Regions from separate parts of the Homo sapiens genome. Here region 1 is linked to region 2. A link is a contact called in ENCODE Hi-C or POLR2A ChIA-PET data. All regions are on one chromosome and are shown on one strand. Each heading gives the region's core, a stretch centred on a gene start or an enhancer-like site at or near the end of the contact. The rest is flanking DNA. Distances are from core to core; before and after follow the strand shown. Region 1 has its middle 59 kb from the start of LINC00691. Region 2 has its middle 54 kb from the start of NR1D2.

The links. Hi-C counts contacts between places; a loop is a spot of excess contacts on that map. ChIA-PET counts read pairs that join two places held with the same protein, here RNA polymerase II (POLR2A). Pooled maps may share reads with other maps.
Region 1: a map of aorta shows a loop between it and region 2 (2.2-fold over the local background). The contact joins two enhancer-like sites. A Hi-C loop is called at or near these places in 1 of 168 maps with a recorded cell type or tissue (aorta), 2 of 37 single-sample maps with no recorded cell type and 7 of 50 pooled maps. POLR2A ChIA-PET finds 5 or more read pairs at or near these places in 1 of 52 experiments (MCF 10A).

Annotation. Positions count from the first base shown.
Region 1 is chr3:24,041,279-24,047,519 of GRCh38, forward strand. No RefSeq gene overlaps it. Among named protein-coding and RNA genes, the nearest start is that of LINC00691, 59 kb to the right of the region's middle. Within about 2 kb of position 1,498, at least 3 of the 41 ENCODE cell types and tissues checked have a DNase peak (open chromatin) inside an H3K27ac peak, as active enhancers do.
Region 2 is chr3:23,996,158-24,002,134 of GRCh38, forward strand. No RefSeq gene overlaps it. Among named protein-coding and RNA genes, the nearest start is that of NR1D2, 54 kb to the left of the region's middle. Within about 2 kb of position 2,959, at least 3 of the 41 ENCODE cell types and tissues checked have a DNase peak (open chromatin) inside an H3K27ac peak, as active enhancers do.

The DNA.
Region 1 (6,241 bases), core at 248-2,747, 44 kb after region 2:
AGGACACCACTGAACCTCATGATTTGAACTAGGATGAGGCAGGTAAGGTGTCTAGGGTGCAGAATTTAAGGAGGCACTCATGCTCAGGTTAATGCAAATTAGGTATTGCTTCTGCCTAAAGAGGTGCCTAATGCAATGGTCAAAGCCAAGCTTATAGGTTACCTGTTTATCTTCTTAAAACAGGGGTGTAAATTGTGTTAAATACCATATCTCATGAGGACAGGAACTATGCTCGTTTACTACTGTATCTTGATTGTCTAGAATAGTATATAGCAGATGCTCAATAAACATTTGGTGAATGAATGAATGACTGAGTGAGTAGATTCTGAGTTTCTTGATGGCAGAGAATGTCGTATTCTTCTGTTCCCTGTCTTCTTATAATTCACTTATATTAGACTCCTAAAAGATGTTTGTTATTTGAATAAATGGAAGGAGGGCCTGCGTAGCCCTATTTAGGCACTTGGAAGAGTCTGGGTGAATGGTGGACCTTCCCCTAGTACCCACACATTGCTTGCTGACAGCCCCTTCCTCCTGAGGTTTTCTAGCAGGGCATAGGTGCAGTTGGGCTAAGACTACCAAAGCTGGCCAGCCATAAATCACCTGAAAGCATCTAATATACATGAATTCTTTAGCCCCTCTCCCAGAGAGTCTGATTCCATTTTCCTGAGACAAAATCCAGGAATCTGCATTTGTATAAATTCTCTGAGTGGTTCCAGTAATCAGTAAAGTTTGGGGACCAAGACACTAGGGCACTAACAATCTAATTTTATTTTTCTAGATATTCATACAGCTATTTTAAAGTGATTGCTGTAATGATTTCAGGATCCTGAATGTTTTTAAAAATACTTACACATCTGCAAATGTTTCTTAAATATGCCACAAGACATCCGGAAAGTATGGATTAGAAGGAGAAGACACAACCACAAATATCATATTTGTGAGGTTCAAATCTGATCTGTTTCTTTTCTGTCTTCTATAAGCTTCAAGTGCCATCCCAGAGGAAACTGTCCTAAATAGATGGACTGGAGAGTGTTGACCAGTGAAGAAAGCAGACAGGAGGAGAAAAATAGAACTTAAAATAATTCTAGTCTCTACGGAACATAACTTCCTCATTGGAGAATGAATTCTATAAATAATTGAGATAGCTGATGGAACAAATAGCTGAAAGAAAAACATACGCACTTAGCGTGAGCCTCAAGCTGCTCCTCAATCCTTCGGTGACGTTTAGATCTGAGAAGCATGTCTTAGGCATTTTGAAATAATGGATGTCATGGAGGCGTTCTGTTCAGACATTAAAAATAATCCACTCCCTTAGAAATAAACATTTAACCTAAGCCATGAGGAATTCTCAGTGAGAGACAGAAATAGCTTCTGTAGTCCCCATTGCTCTTTAATTTCTATTTCTGCCATTTCATTCTTCATCATTTCTATGCAGTTCACTTTGTCTGTTTATTTAAAATGTGATTCCAGACGACAGGCAACAGTCCCAGTGTTCTCAGTCTTGCACAGCCCTTTCCGCCTTGAGAAACAGAAATTATATAACTTGTTTTCAATTGTGCAGACTGGGGAGGATTCACATGTTCAGTTTGGTGAGCTTCCAGGAAATAATTTTAAAGTGTTTATCTGAAGTTTATCCAGACTTTCTTGATCTAGAAGTTAGACAGGAAACCTAGCAGAGAATGGAAAGAAACTAGGCTCTGAAGAGCGGTCACTATAAGTGTAGACTGATTCAGCCAGGACAGTGCTGAGCTGGGATGCCCCCCAGTATTCACACGTTGGAACGTGAAAGGCCTGATTCTAGGACTTATGCGATTTGGAAACTATGTTCATATTAGTGTATGCTACCATTTACTATTGTTCATTGCTCTGGTTACTACGGCTGTGTAACAAACTACCCAACATGTCATAGTATAAACCATTTTATTTTGCTCATGATTTTGTGGGCCAGTCCTCTAGAAGGGGCTTTGCTGAGTGGTTCTTGTTGGGGTTGCAGTCTGATGTTAAGTATCTGAAGGCTTTCTTGGGCTGGATGTAAAGCTGGCTTACTCATGTGGCCAGCTGGCAATTTACGTTGCCTGTCCACTGGGAGCTCCATGGGGGTTGTTGCCTGGAGCACCTGCAGGCGGTCGCTCCATCACGGTTATGTTAGGTTAGTCAGGCTGCTGGTGTGGGAGTTGACTCCTCCCAGAGCAGGGGTTCCAAGAGACCAGGCAGCTCTGAAAGGCTTTTTTTTTGCCCCAGCCTTGGAGATCACTCCTATCATACTCTACTGCTTAAAGCAGTCATAAGCCCACCCAAAGTCAATAGGAGAAGGGATATATTTCACTTCTAATGGGAGTAGTGTGAGGGATTTATGGCCATTAAAAAAAACAACCATCACACTCACATAATACCAAACATTAAATAAAACATGTATGTTACTTAATCTTCACAAAAACCCTATAAATAGGTATCATTTTATTCAAGTTTTCCAGATGAGGAAATCTAGATTCATGGAGGTTAAGTAATTTTTCCTAAGTCACACAGGTAAAAAGTGGTTGAGATGGTAGGTGAACATACAGCTGTCTCCAAATGTCTACTCTCTCTGTTAAGCTGTATGATGTTTTAAAGAGTCAAACTTTGTCTCAAATCTTAGTCATTGCAGCTGTTCTAGGCAATTGGAAAATTCCACCCCATATAGAATGTAGGCACATGAAATGCCAATTGGAGCCTCTTGTCAGTCCCTTCAAAATGAGGAACATTCGTTCATTGGAGGTTGTGGCAAAATTAGAATTAGAATCTCGTGTGTTACTGAGGGGGTCACAATGCTGAGGCTGAACAAATGAGAAACAGATGGTTGGAGGAGAGTCCTATAGCAAAGGTATATACTGTTCGTTGGCCAGGCGAGTGTGAGCCAAGTGCCCATGTGGACAGATGGAGACACACAGAGTGTTTTTGGGCCTATGTAGCTGAGAGCAGAAGCCGTCCTCCAGGACCCAGAGACAGGGAGGGAGGAGAGTAGAGCAGAGCTGAATCCTCAGATGAGAGCAGTGGGCAGAAGCCAGGGGAGGGCCTCATAGAGCTCTAGTTTAAGCACAAAGAGTTGAGGGCAAAGAGGGGGAAGACATTCCCTTTTTCTTGCTTTACCCCTTCCTCTCTTCTCTCCACGGACATTTATGAAATGTTTCTAGAAAGGGTCATAGGTCCTGGAGATAGAGTGGTGGACTAGCTGGATACCCCTGCCCTCTGGGAGCTTACAGTCTAGATGGGGAGGGGAGTCATTAATAATTACACACTAAGGATCTAGTTACCATTATGATAAGCAGTGGCAGAGACTTCTAATTGCCCCCATCCCCGTTTACCCTCTTCTTTTCAGTAACACGGGGCATCCTGGAGCAGGAGCAGGGCAGGCAGTTGGAGAGGGCAGTGTAGTTCCCAGCCTCCCTTACAGCTAGGAGTGGCCACGCCAATCAGCTCAGGCTCATAGAAGTGATGGGCACCACATCCAGGTCCCAGCCTTACAATGAAAACTGGCTCCCCTCTATGTTTTTTCTTCTCCTTTCTCACTGGCAGGTAAATGGTAACAATTTAAGCAGACAACTGACATAGAGATGTGACAAGGCTATGTTGGGTGTGGCCTTGCCAACCTTGGCCCCACCCCACTGTTGTTATTATGACAGATTAGCTTTTACCCTAGACGAATACGACAGTATCCCTGTGAAAAAGTACAGTGTGCCATCAGGACATATGACTAGGGAGGTTACCTGATCAAGGGCTGTTTAGAGTGACTAGATTCTGTCCTGTGTAACTGAGAGCAATACAAAGAGTTGGCAAAACATAGATTATAATTGTTTCTTTTACTACTTGCTTTCAAAATGTCTTCTGGCTAAAGCCCTTTTATTGCAGACAAAAAAGGACTAAATTAGAATTTCCAGATAAAATATAGGATGCCCAGTTAAATTTGAATTTCAGACAAACAACAAATCGTTTTTTTTTTTAGAATAAATGTTCCACGTAATACTTGGGACATAGTTACATTAAAATGTTTTCATTGTTTATCTGAGTTCAGATTTAGCAAGGTATCCTGTATTTTTATTTGCTAAGTCTGGCAACTGCAGCCCGCTAAACTCTTTCTTCTTAAGATTTATTTATCTTTATATTGGCAATGCCTGGCATATAGTAGAAACTCCATAAAAATTAAGCCTCTGAGATAACAATGGTAAATCACTGAAAGATCATCTGAAATGTAAAGCCAATAAAGGCTGAGGGTTGTGCATTCTTTCAATGGTTTTAATTTGCCGTGATTAAAGATACTTCGAGTTTCTGTTTTTCTACAGATCATCTCAGATTATCTGTCGATTCAGATAATCTTAAAAAATTCCAATAATGCTCATATCTTCCAATATCACCTGGGGACTAAAGGATTCTACATTTATTCTACAGATAATGGACACTTAATTGTTTTATTTTATCCTTTAAATTTGTATTTTTTGCCATGAACACTCTACCACTGGAGAAGCTTAATCCTTTTAATGCTTCCAATTTAAAAGTTGTATACATTTTTTTAAAAATGGAAATCTTTAAAAAATATGACCCTTAATTTTCTGCTTCTTAAGCAGCATCAGACAAATTGGTAGACTTTATTTTTTATTATTTATTTTTAGAGACAGGGTCCCACTCTGTCACCCATCTGGAGTGCAGTGGTGCAATCATAGCTCACTACAGCCTTGAACTCTTCTGCCCTTTTGCCTCAGCCTCCCTAACTGTTGAAATTACAGGTGTGTGAGCCCAGCCAAGTTGGCTGACTTTAGATCAAAATTTATGATCTTTCTCCTTGCCTAATCTCCTGCCATAATCTTTGGTGATTTTGATGTTCCTCCTGGTGGCTCTTCTTAACACCTGAAGCCCCAGCTCTATGTCTCCTGTCCCTATGCCCTCCATGGCATCAATCTCATCATCACTTGAAATGGAACCACTCCCAGGATCTAAAACTTGGAATTGTCCTCTTAACCATGGCCTATTTTCCCCTTCTGTCATGTCCTCACTTCTGCTGGCTATTCTTTGCATTCACATTGTAACTTCTTGACTTTTGGCCCTTTCCTGTGTACTAGCTCATTACCTTTCCTGCCACTGTGCCAAGTCAGCCATTCATTGATGACACAGTGCCCAGGCCTGGCTATCTCACTTGTGACTTTGCTGGAGAAAGGCATGAGACTAGAGAGTGGTTACACCACACAGGCTTGCTTTTGATGCTTAGGGAGAATTTACTGGTGTCTAGTGGTCTTTCATAAGCACTTGATGCCATATTGATTTATTCTCAGTGAATTTTCCAAACCTTTTCTAATTTCTGTAACCATCAATCAAAACTTTGTCCTGACCCTCCTTTGTCTACCTTCTCCCTCCAATACCTATTACTCCCCGGCATCAGCTACTACTTCTAAGCAGATGACCCTTATATTTCTGTCACTGGTTTCAACCTCTCTGCCAAGATGCAAATTCATTTCTGCCATCTTTCTATTTTTATTCCTCAAATCAGCTACTTCTCTTTACTTCCCAATTTCTGTTAATGGAGGTGTTTAATGGGCATCACTTTCAGGGTGTAAACCAAGAGTTATTTTTATAACTTATTGTTTCTTTTAACTTCTGAACAAGTAAGTGGTCCATCTTCTGCCAGGGGGTAGAGGAGGCTGATAACTCCTCTACTCATTCTCAGATAATAGAAAGCTTGTCACAAGACACAGTCTTGTTACAGAAATTAGAATGTCCAGTCTAAGACCTTAACATATCAGTTTTCATTAAGCACTTCTTTGTCCGACGAGGGCTAGCTGTAGGGGCCAGGGGAGCATTCCTTTGGGGGTAAGGGTATGATCAGCTTCTACTTTTCTCTCACCGCCTCCTAGACTCCCCAGCTGCAGCTCCTGAATCCACCAACACTGAAGAGACTAGAAATACGTAAGGAAAGGTACATTTTCACTTAATAGACATTACCATGAGATGGCTTCATGCTTTCTGGGCTGGGCGGATGTTTACATTTGGCTCTTTTTTTTGTGGGCACTGCTGTGGGCTCTTTGCAAATCCCATTCTGGCACCTCTATGACCCCTAGGAGGTGAATGATGCCTCTCCATCAATGGCAGCTGCTGATACCCAAGGATATTCTGACACCAAGGTATTAATACATTCTCCAGGCTATTATTGCTGGGCTCCCCTGGCCTGGAAGGCCATTCTCTAGGGCAAAATCCCTTTTATAATAGCCCCAGGCTC
Region 2 (5,977 bases), core at 1,709-4,208:
TTTCCTTGATCATACGCTTGGGTTTAGAAATGAAGGAAAAAAGCCTTAAGAAAATATGTTTCGGGTTTTAAAACTGTATAATAGTAGTTAAAAAGAATTTCAAAACCCCAAACCATTCCAGACACCAGATGAGCTCAAACTCCTGCCATATTTAATCATTTCTACTACAAACTCCTAAGGCTGATTTATTATCTGCATCTTGCATAAGTTGATAATAAATCCTTTCTTATGCCAATGAGAATAAATATTTTGAGATGAAAAATGGTCAGTCTGATGATTTTCCCTGGATCTGAGTGAATCATAGAGACTGTACGGCTGGCTTCAGAAACTGACTGTTAAAATGATCCTAAAAAAGATTTAACTTGGAAGTGATCAATCCAGAGGCTGCATATAGATAAATCTTCACAGATTCTCAAGTGGCTAGACTTCAACATTCTATGGGATCCACAAAATACAACTTCACATCTTCTGTTGACAGAACACTGTAAACATTCTGGGCAATTCTGGGACATGAATTTGATCCTTTTAAAAATTTTTTGAGACTACTTTTGGCTAACTTAACCCATTAAAGTAAGAGTGTAAATTGGTGTGTGTGTGGCGTGTGTCTATGTGTGTATTTATGTATTCCTGCCTCACCTCAAAACATCAGTTAGCTTGTTCCTTTATCTTACATTTCCTGTGAACTGGAAGTTAGATCTGAGTCTTGATTAGATTCAAGTTAACCGTTTAAGGCTATAATATATAATAGGTGATGTTTCTGGTTTATATGGCATTATAGCTATTTATTTAGCTAACGATTCTGAAGGTTGTTCTTTAATTTGGGCTGGGATAAGCTGGGAAGAGCTTCTGGTCCAGGTTGAGTTTGGATGGTCTTGGATGCACTTGCTCATGTGTCTCTAGTCAGCTGATAGTTTGGCTGGGTTGACTGACCATGGGTTCGGCTGAGATGGCCAGTCTTTCTCCATGTGATCACTCACTCTTTCCCATGCTAGCTCATTCTCATGGCAGCTCAGGGTTCCATGCATGAGAACAGACGCATGCAAGGTTTTTTGAGGTATAGGCCCAAGAAAATCTCAAGGCCAGTCCAGATTCAAGAAGGGGAGAAAAACACTTTACTCCTTGATGGAAGGAGTTACAGTGTCACATTACTAGGGTGTAGGTACAAGGAGGGAAAGAATTGGCGGCCATTTCTTTCATCTACTACACCTGGGTTTGTAATTTTTGTCAGTGCATGATTTCTCACCTTGTGTAAGGACCACTGACAGGAAAATGTCTCAAGCTACTGTTGAAAATGTAAGTTTCCGGGCTGGATGCGCTGGCTCAGGCCTGTAATCCCAGAACTTTAGGAGGCCGAGGTGGGCAGATAACCTGAGGTTAGGAGTTCGAGACCAGCCTGGACAACATGGTGAAACCCTTCTCTACTAAAAATACAAGAAAATTACCCAAGCATGGTGGCGGGCACCTGTAGTCCCAGCTACTTGGGAGGCTGAGGAAGGAGAATGTTGTGAACCCAGGATGTGGAGCTTGCAATGAGCCGAGATCGCGTCACTGCACTCCAGCCTGTGCAACAGAGTGAGACTGTGTCTCAAAAAAACAAACAAACAAAAAAACCAACCAAACAAACAAAAACAAAAAACAAAAACAAAAAAAAAATAAAATGTAAGCTTCTGAAAAACCAGGTGCAAAGAATGTGTCAGAGTAACAGAGAAGCCCTGGAAATGAGGGTTTTGCGTTCAGCTGGGACGTCAAGTTACAGCTGATGAGCTTTTTCCAAAAATTGTCGGGCAGGTTTTAAGGATTAGAGAAAATGTTTGTTGAATAGCTAGAACAGTTCTTAGCACATAATGGGCGCTAGAGATGATGACTATTAAATATTTAGAATTATTTAATCAGTATTCTTCAAATGTATTTTGAATACCTACAGTGAAATATATCTTTTTTGTTGTTGTTGTTTTGTTTTGTTTTAAAGACTGAGTCTCTCTCTGTAGCCCAGGCTGGGGTTCTATGGTGCAATCTTGGCTCACTGCAACCTCTGCCTCCCAGGTTCAAGCGATTCTCCTGCTTCAGCCTCCTGAGTAGCTGGGATTACAGGCGCCTGCAAGAACGCCCGGCTAATTTTTGTATTTTTAGTAGAGATGGGATTTCACCATATTGGCCAGGCTGGTTTCAAACTCCTGACCTCAAGTGATCTGCCCGCCTTGGCCTCCCAAAGTACTGAGATTACAGGTGTCAGCCACCACACTCGGCCAATATATAGGTTTTTTAAAAAAACGTGTATGTTTTTTTCCCCCTCAAGGAGCCCTACGGTTTTTTAGGGAGAAAGAGAAGTAGACAACTGAAATACAGTTTGATAAATGTTTTCACATGATATTAATAAACTGCTATCTACAAGTTTTTATTGAGCACCTATTCTATGGAGGACATTTTGCTGAGTTTTTAGTAGATGGTGCTAAAGTATGCAGGTTTTTTTTTTTTTTTTTGAGATGGAGTCTCGCTCTGTCACCCAGGCTGGAGTGCAGTGGCCTGATCTCCACTCACTGCAAAATCTGCCTCCCGGGTTCACGCCATTCTCCTGCCTCAGCCTCCCGAGTAGCTGGGACTACAGGCGCCCGCCACCACGCCCGGCTAATATTTTTGTATTTTTAGTAGAGACGGGGTTTCACCGTGTTAGCCAGGATGGTCTCGATCTCCTGACCTCATGATCCGCCCGCCTCGGCCTCCCAAAGTGCTGGGATTATAGGCGTGAGCCACCGCGCCCAGCCTAAAATAAGCAGTTTTAAAAATACTTTGGGTTCTTATAAATAATGTACAATGACTTCAGCAGCATTGTTGGGGAAGGAACAATATCCAGAATGTTACACCAGTCAGTCATTTCTGAAGAATCTGTTGATGATAAAATGGCCCATTATTTTTTCTGCTGCTAAACCAAAGGCACTATGACCTGCTAATTCTCATTTACTCAGCAGGCGGCGCTCCAGCACCAGGGATTGCATTGAAAGTGACAATTTAGTGAAACAAGGAGGTTTTTGGTTAATGTTTGTTTTTCAGGCTAAAAAGGAAAGCCGTTAGGAAAAATAAACAGTTTATCAGGCATTGCGACAAAGACACTTGAGGGGAAAGACAAGCTGTCACTTCAAGGACAGGAAGAAAAATCCCTGCATCTGTAGAATCATCAGATGCATGACTGTCTTGTTAAAAAAATGATGAAATGAGGAAGGAAGGAAAAGCATCTGAGATAAAAGAGAAGATTAAAAAAATGGAAAACAATTGAAATCATCTGCAAGCAAGGATGGAGGAGTACCGCCCTGGGAGAGGGATGTGGAGGAGTGTTGCAGCAATTGGAAAAAATGAAAACAACTGGAATATAATTGGGACTCATTCTAAGTATTCAGATGTACCATTTTCTTTAGATGCCAAATCTGCATAATTGGTTTCAGCTGCCCAACCCACACCCAGTTCTTGTTTTGTAACTTTCAATAGTTTGAGGTCTTCAGCACGTAAACGTTTGCACCTAATGACAAGTGCCTGGTTTCTAAATCAAAATTGCCTTATAGTTTCCAAAAATTTCAGGTCAGGAATACAGGACAGCTGAATTAGTAATTAAACTTTAGTTAAAGGGATTGGAATAGAAACAGCTAAATTAAAAGAAAAAAGTATTTATTGTGAAAATGGTTGGATTTTTGAAGGGTCACTTGTGCTAACCTGCTATTGGGATTAGGGATAATGCTTCCAATTTAGGCTTCACTCTCTCTACTTGGCCATTAAAATAGTTTTCTCAAGAAGAACTTCTCTACATTTATCTTTCTGTATCACATAAATAGCTTAGCTAGTCTTTTTTCTGTAACGTTTTTAATGTAACACCATTTTACTTGGTTTACTCTTTCCTGGAGAGAGATTTAATCAGAATAAGTTAATCTGAAGGCACTCTATAAAACAAAAGAGAATGAGCAATTGTTAGATTGATTGTTTAGACCTAGCCACAGTCTATGTAATATATGAATTAAATTGATGCAATGAAAGAACTATCATACAAGTGGTTCGGAAACATTGGTGTGTATCAATGGTGCCAAACTTTCTTAAAACATAGATTGCTGGGTCCCACTCTCAGAATTTCTGGTTTAGTGGGTCTGGGGTGAGGTAATAAAATGTACATTTTTAACAAATTCTGGGTGATGCTAATGCTCTTGGTCCAGGGATCTGATTTTGAGAACCACTGACATACTTTTGCAGAAAAAGTTTTCTATTTGATTTGGTTATGGTTATGGCTTTGGTTTTCATCCTCCTGCAGTTATATATGGTCAGAATCAGATATTTAATGAATGGAGGAGGAGGAAGAGGAGGACCAAGTGGGCAGATATTTGTTGAACACCTGGTATATACTTGCTTCTATGGCTCTTTACATTCTTAATCTTCTCACTTAATCTTCCCCATGACTGTACAAAGTATGATTTGTTCTCCCACTCAACAGATGTAGAAACTGAGTCTTGAAGAGGTTGGGAACTTTTGAAAGGCAAACAGCTAGCTAATGGCTAAGCTGAAAATTAAACCCAAGTATGTTGACTGCAAAGGTGGCACTACACAAGAGGACTTCAAAATGTTCACCACAGTTTGATTCATTGAATTTCACAGATTTCAGTTCAAATTGACTTTACTTGACTGACACAAGCAAGTTCCTTAATTTGTTGTCCAGTTTCCATTTCTAAAGAGATATGTACCTGTCTTTCAGAACTGGTCTAAGGATTAAGTAATGAATTTGAGGGTGCTTGGGTATAGTTGCTGGTGCATAGTGAGTGCTCGTTAAAGCTCAGCTCCCTTTCCTTTCTTTAGAAATGCAAGTATTTAATTCAAGTTCATCTTAGAAATAAATGAGAAAACTATGATTAGGACAGAAACACTCAAATTCTGGCTTGTCCCAGGGACTTTGAACCACCTTAGTGGGAGGAAGGCAGCCATTCTGTTTGTCAGTTAACGGGACCTACATTAGTCTTCCAAGTTTCTCCAGAAGAGCCTACTTCTACCTTTGTCCCATGTCACCCAGCCCATCTGATGGTAGTGGGTGCCTGTCCTGTGCAACCTGTTCTCACCAGTGCAACCAAAAGAAACTGGACATACTCCAGAAGGCTTGTGTATTTCAATACTCTCTTGGCTTGGAATTCTATTGCCTTCCCACACACCTTCACTTGGTAATTCCATTATCTCTGTTATTTCTGATTCTGTTTCTATTGACTAACTTTTCTCCTGGTTTGAATCAGATTTTCCTACTTCTTTGCATGTCTAGTAATTTTTAAATTAGATGTCGACATTATGAATGATATTTCGTTGAGGGTTTGGATTTTGTTGTCTAAGTAGTGTTGAAGTTTGTTTCGGTGGGCAGTAAACTTACTTGCAGATCAGCTTGATTTTTCTCTAGGCTTGATTTTCAGCTTGTTAGGTCTGGTCCAGAGTAGCTTTTACTCTACCACTAAGGCGTGACACTCTGGGGTCACTCTGAATGCCCTTGTATTCAGTGAGTCCTCTCTACTTTGGCCGAGAGGAGATCAAAACATCTCTCAACCCTAAATGGGCTCTGAGAATGTTCATCTCAGAGCTACCTGAAAGTTGTCAAGTTGTCTTTTTTTTTTTTTTTTTTTTTTTTGGCTTCATGGAGCTTTGCCCTAACTGTGTATGGCTTAGTATTCAGTCAAACACTTGAGGAGAACCTTGCGCAGATTTCTGTAAAGTTTTCTCTGTATAGCTCCCTCCTCTCTGGTACGCTGGCCAATAAATTCCAGCTACCTTAGCCTCCCTGTGTTAGTCAGGGCTCACCAGAGAAACCAAACCAATAGGATATACAGAGATATATAAAAGTATATTTATTATGGGAATTGGGTCACACAGTTTTGGAGGCCAAGAAGTCCCGTGATATGCTGCCTGAAAGCTGGAGAACCAGGAAAGCCAGCAGCATAGTTCAGTCTGAATCCAAAGGCCTGAGAATCAG